2 separate regions of the Homo sapiens genome follow, and region 2 is linked to region 1. A link is an interaction called in ENCODE POLR2A ChIA-PET data of the cell type or tissue named here. Cell type or tissue: PC-9. All regions are shown on one strand. Links, peaks and the distances in the headings refer to the core of each region. The heading gives the core; the rest is flanking DNA. Region 1 overlaps SHKBP1 (SH3KBP1 binding protein 1). Region 2 holds the start of HIPK4 (homeodomain interacting protein kinase 4).

What was found. Peaks named below come from ENCODE experiments on the same cell type or tissue, not always from the same donor. Only the 100,000 strongest peaks of a DNase experiment are listed, where the experiment ranks them.
Region 2: POLR2A ChIA-PET joins it to region 1 with 7 read pairs; 2 of 35 experiments call an interaction of 5 or more read pairs at or near these places.

What each region holds. Positions count from the first base shown.
Region 1 is chr19:40,584,551-40,587,457 of GRCh38, reverse strand. SHKBP1 (SH3KBP1 binding protein 1) reads right to left here. Exons shown (of 18, transcript NM_138392.4): 13 at 514-684. Among named protein-coding and RNA genes, the nearest start is that of SHKBP1, 9.1 kb to the right of the region's middle. In PC-9, for the core only: no CTCF peak of the experiment used is centred there; a DNase peak (open chromatin) is centred at 1,557; H3K27ac peaks cover 1,792 bases.
Region 2 is chr19:40,387,711-40,390,617 of GRCh38, reverse strand. HIPK4 (homeodomain interacting protein kinase 4) reads left to right here and starts at 437. Exons shown (of 4, transcript NM_144685.5): 1 at 437-1,180. The coding sequence starts at 716. RefSeq lists enhancers at 1-534, 535-1,084. In PC-9, for the core only: no CTCF peak of the experiment used is centred there; no DNase peak of the experiment used is centred there.

The DNA.
Region 1 (2,907 bases), core at 280-2,779:
CACCACACCTGGCTAATTTTTTATATTTTTGGTAGAGGTGGGGTTTCACCATGTTGGCCAGGCTGGTCTCGAACTCCTGACCTCAAGTAATCTACCCGCCTTGGCCTCCCAAAGTTCTGGGATTATAGGTGTGAGCCACCGCAGCTGGCCATTGATGTCCATTTTTATAGATTTATTGTCTGCCATCGCTGCTAGAATGTCAGCTCCACGAGGGCAGGGACTTGGCCTGTCTTGTTCATCACTGTATCCCCTATGCCTGGCACATGGTGGGTGCCCCGTAAATCGTTGCTGAATTGATGGATTCCCAAACACACACAGATTCACTCTTCCCCAGACTGATCCCCTATGGTATTCTCTCACTTCTGCAATTACAGTCCCATCCCAGGTCAATCCTCTCCGCCAGAGCTCTCTTCCTACACAATGTCCCTCCCCAGTGGAAATTCTCATCCTCCTGTCTCCACACTCCCATCTGAGCTGTCTCTCCCAGCACTGGAGCACCCCACAGAGGCTCACCTGAGATGAGGTGCTTCTCCGACAGCATGATCTTGGTGACAGGGCTGCGGTGCACAGTGAAGGTCTGGAAGAGCTGAGGCCCCGAGCCCACAGTCTCCGGGTGCTGCACGATGACCCGCACGCCCCCTGAGCTGGTGCCATAGGCGATCTCGATCCAGTTCCCACTGTCACCTGGTGAGGGGCCAAGGATGAGGAGAGGGCCTGGGCCACAGAGACAGAAACCAGGGCAGGGAGAAAGAAACAGGCACAGAACAGAGACACAGTCAGAAAGCAAGGAGAGGCCGGGCACGGTGGCTCACGCCGTAATCCCATCACTTTGGGAAGCTGAGGCGGGTGGATCGCTTGAGGTCAGGCGTTCAAGACCAGCCTGGCCAACGTGCTGAAACCCTGTCTCTAGTAAAAATACAAAAATTAGCTGGTGGTGGTAGTACGCACCTGTAATCCCAGCTACTCAGAAGGCTGAGGCATGAGAATTGCTTGAACCCAGGAGGCAGAGGTTGCAATGAGCCAAGACCACGCCACTGCACTCCAGCCTGCATGACAGAATGTGACTCTGTCTCAAAAAAAAAAAAAGAAAGAAAGAAAGAAAGAGACACAGAACAGAGACACAGTCAGAAAGCAAGGAGAGAGGGAAGGACACAAAAAGATGGTGATGAGATGTGGGAAATGGAGGAACAGGGAGACAAAGGCACAGGTCAAAGGAGGAGAGGCCCAGAGACAGAAATTGTAACAGTGAAACAGCAAATAAGAGAGGAAAGAGAAAGTAAAACAGAGAACAGAGGCCGAGGCAGGAAGATTGCTTGAGGCCAGGCGTTTGAGGCCAGCCTGGGCAACATAGTGAGACCCTCATCTCTACAAAAGATTTTTAAAAAACTAGTTGGGTGTGATGGCATTCACCTATGATCCCAGCTACTCAAGAGGCTGAAGTAGGAGGATCACTTGAGCCCAGGGGGTGAGGCTGCAGTGAGCTATGATTGCGCCACTGCACTCCAGCCTAGGTGACGAAGCGAGACTGTCTCAAAAAACAAAGAAAAATGACATAATAGTGGCATGTGGCGGGAAGGGAGATGAGGAGGAAATGAGTAAGTAAGTGAAATAAGAAAGAGGCCGGGTGCAGCAGCCCATGCCTGTAATTCCAGCACTTTGGGAGACGACGAGAGGAGAATCCCAGGAGTTCAAAACTTGCTTAGCCAACGTGGCAAAACCCTGCCTCTACTAAAAACACAAAAATTAGCTGGGCATGGTGGCAGGCACCCGTAATCCCAGCTACTTGGGAGGCTGAGTCTGGAGAATTGCTTGAACCCAGGAGGCAGAGGTTGTAGTGAGCTGAGATTGCGCCATTGCACTCCAGCCTGGGTTGAATGACAGAGCGATACTCTGTCTCAGGAAAAGACAAAAAAAAAAAAAAAGAAAGAAAGAAAAAAAAGAAATAAGAAAAGGGCCTTACAAAGAAGAAAGGTGATAATGTGTCATGAAGTTAGGTGTATTATTAACTTATTTCTGCTTTAAAAAAAAAAGAAAAGCAGCAGCAGCAGCTATGGCCAAGCACAGTGACTCAAGTCTGTATTTCCAGCACTTTGGAGGCCAAAGTGTGAGGATCACTTGAGCCCAGGAGTTCAAGAGTAGCCTGGGCAACATGGCAAAACCCTGTCTCTACAAAAAAATACAAAAATTAGACAGGTGTGGTGATGCATGCCTGTGGTTCTGCTGTTCAGGAGGTTGAGGTAGAAGAATCGCTTGAGCCCGAGTGGCGGAGGTGGCAGAGAACTCACATCATGCCACTGCACTCTAGCCTGGGCAACAGAGCAAGACCCTGTCTCTATTTTTTTTTAAAAAAGAATAATCCCTGCTTCACACCATACATAAAATTTAATTTCTGATAGAACAGACTTCCATGTAAAAACTAAACTGTAAATCTTCTAGAAGAAATTCAGGAGAAGATCTTTGTAACCTAGAATAGGTAAGGATATCTTAAGACCCAGAAAACACTAACCATTTAAAAAAATATGCTAAGTGAAAAATGCAGACACAAAAGACCATATAATGTATGATCCCATTTACAGGAATTGTCCAGAACAGGCAAATCCATAGGTATAGGAAGCATATTGAGCCTGGCCAACGTGGCGTAACCCAGTCTCTACTTAAAGTAGAAAAATTAGCCAGGCATGGTGATGCACACCTGTAATCCTCCCCTACTCAGGAAGCTGAGGCATGAGAATCGCTTGAACCCAAGAGGCAGAGATTGCAGTGAGCTGAGATCATGCCACTGCACTCCAGCCTGGGCAGCAGAGCGAGACCTTGTCTCAAACAAAAAGAGAAAGCATATTAGTGATTTCTAGAGGGTATCAGAAGTGAGAAATGTGGAGTTACTGCTAAAGATCAGGGGGTTTCTTA
Region 2 (2,907 bases), core at 240-2,739, 200 kb after region 1:
GGGCTTCCACTCTTACCCGCTCCAACCTATCCCTTTTCATACAGTAACTTTCTGACACTCATATCTGACCCTGCCCTCCCCTGCTCAAAGCCCTTCTGTGGCTCCCCAGTGCCCTCAGAACAGAATCCAAACTCCTTAGCCTGGCATTCAGGGCCTTTTACAACCTCACCCCACAGTAGCCACAGACTGGGACAGGAGTTTTCTGAACACAGACACACACACATCACATCTCCCAAGCTCAAGAAGCCCACCTTTCCTCACTCCTGCCTTATCCCCATTCCTGTATGCCCAAGGCCCACGATTAGACCCCCCTCTGTCAACACTTCACCTGTTTGGTCTTTGCAAGATTCCGCCACTGGGCGGGGGAGGGGGCCCAGCCTGGTACCCCACCCCCACTCCAGCCAGGGCTCAGGTCTCCAACAACAGAACCAGAGCCACTCAACAGCGCTGGAACCCATTCGGTGGGGCCTGGGGCCCCTCATCCCAAGCCAGGAGGGTTTCTGGGGAGGGGTGCAGCCCCTGGCAGACTGACAGTGTGGCCTGGGGGTTTGGGGGTGCCAGGGAAGCAGGGGCCAACCTCATAGGAGGAGACACGAGTGCGGTTCTCTTTCCCCCACTGGGGGGCCTGCTGTGTCAGCAGCCAGGCGGGAGGCCTGGGCGGCAGAGCCAGTGGTACAGGGGCCTGGGCAGGGCGGTGTCTGGCAGCAGCGGCACCATGTCCACCATCCAGTCGGAGACTGACTGCTACGACATCATCGAGGTCTTGGGCAAGGGGACCTTCGGGGAGGTAGCCAAGGGCTGGCGGCGGAGCACGGGCGAGATGGTGGCCATCAAGATCCTCAAGAATGACGCCTACCGCAACCGCATCATCAAGAACGAGCTGAAGCTGCTGCACTGCATGCGAGGCCTAGACCCTGAAGAGGCCCACGTCATCCGCTTCCTTGAGTTCTTCCATGACGCCCTCAAGTTCTACCTGGTCTTTGAGCTGCTGGAGCAAAACCTTTTCGAGTTCCAGAAGGAGAACAACTTCGCGCCCCTCCCCGCCCGCCACATCCGTACAGTCACCCTGCAGGTGCTCACAGCCCTGGCCCGGCTCAAGGAGCTGGCTATCATCCACGCTGATCTCAAGCCTGAGAACATCATGCTGGTGGACCAGACCCGCTGCCCCTTCAGGGTCAAGGTGAGTAGGGGTCGTCTAGGGTGGCTGCGTCCCTAGTTCCTTGTCTTTTTCCCAGCTTCTTCCAGCCCTAGATTTTTTTTTTAATTTTTTAAAATTATTATTATTATTATTTTTGAGACGGAGTTTCATTCTGTTACCCAGGCTTGAGTGCAGTGGCACAATCTCAGCTCACTGCAACTCCGCCTCCTGGGTTCAAGTGATTATCCTGCCTCAGCCTCCCGAGTTGCTGGGATTACAGGGATGCGCCACCACGCCCAGCTAATTTTTTTTTTGTACTTATCAGAGACGGGGTGATGATGGCATGATCTTGGTTCACTGCCTCCGCCTCCCGGGTTCAAGCGATTCTCCTGCCTCAGCCTCCTGAGTAGCTGGGAATACAGGTGCCCGCCACCCATGCCCGGCTAATTTTTGTATTTTTAGTAGAGATGGAGTTTCGCCATGTTGGCCAGGCTGGTCTCAAACTCCTGACCTTGTGATCCACCTGCCTCAGCCTCCCAAAGTGCTGGGATTACAGGCGTGAGCCACCACGCCCAGCCAATTTTTGTGTTTTTTGGTAGAAACAGGATTTCATCATGTTGCCCAGGCTGGTCTCAAAGTCCTGAGTTCAAGCAATCTGCCCACCTTGGCCTCAACAAAGTGCTGGAATTACAAGTGTGAGCCACCATGCCCAGTCCTCTGTCTGCTTTTGAGTTTGATACTGTCTGGATGCTTCTGAACCAGGGGCACCCTGAGGGCAAGGCTGGGGCTGACTTAATCATCGCTGTGTCCCTGACATCTCCCAGCACTGCAGTCATGGAGCCAGTGCTAAATGAATGCTTGCCAGAGACACAGAGACAGAAAAAGGTGGATTATTCTGCCCCAAGAGGTGGAAGGACAGAGACCCAGGGAAGCAGGGACTTCCACAAACACAGCAGGGGACAGACAGGACGGATCCACAGCACCTGGCCGGCATTATCACCCCCACTGTCTCTGTGGAAGGAATGAATTCATTCCACAAACATAGACTAAGTGCCCAGGGTCACTCAGCCTCTTGGGTACTGAAGCCCTGGCACTCTGGGATCAGAATAGCAATTAATAACCATTTCATGATACTGCTTTCTGCAAGTGAAAGGTGAGGGATGGCCAGGTGCGGTGGCTCACGCCTGTAATCCCAGCACTTTGGGAGGCCGAGGCGGGTGGATCACCTGAGGTCAGGAGTTCAAGACCAGCCTGACCAATATGGTGAAACCTCGTCTCTGCTAAAAGTATAAAAATTAGCCGGGTGTGGTGGCGGGCACCTGTAATCCTAGCTACTCCAGAGGCTGAAGCAGATAAATCGCTTAGAACCCGGGAGGCAGAGGTTGCAGTGAGCTGAGATTACGCCACTGCACTCCAGCCTGGGCGACAGAGGAAGTCCCTCTGTCTCAGAAAAAAAAAAAAAAAAACTAAACTAAAATTAGCTAGGCGTGGTGGCACATACCTGGAATCCCAGTTAGTTGGGGGGCAGAGGCAGGAGACTCACTTGAACTTGGGAGGCAGAGGTTTTGCAGTGAGCTGAGATCACGCCACTGCACTCCAGCCTGGGCGACAGAGCTCGACTCTGTCTCAACACAAAACAAAAACAAAAAACTGAGAAATGGCTGAATGAAAAGCAGAAAAACTCAGAGAAGGAAACAGGCTGGCCAGGTGTGGTGGCCCAAGCCTGTAATCCCAGCACTTTGGGAGGCTGAGGCAGGTGGATCACCTGA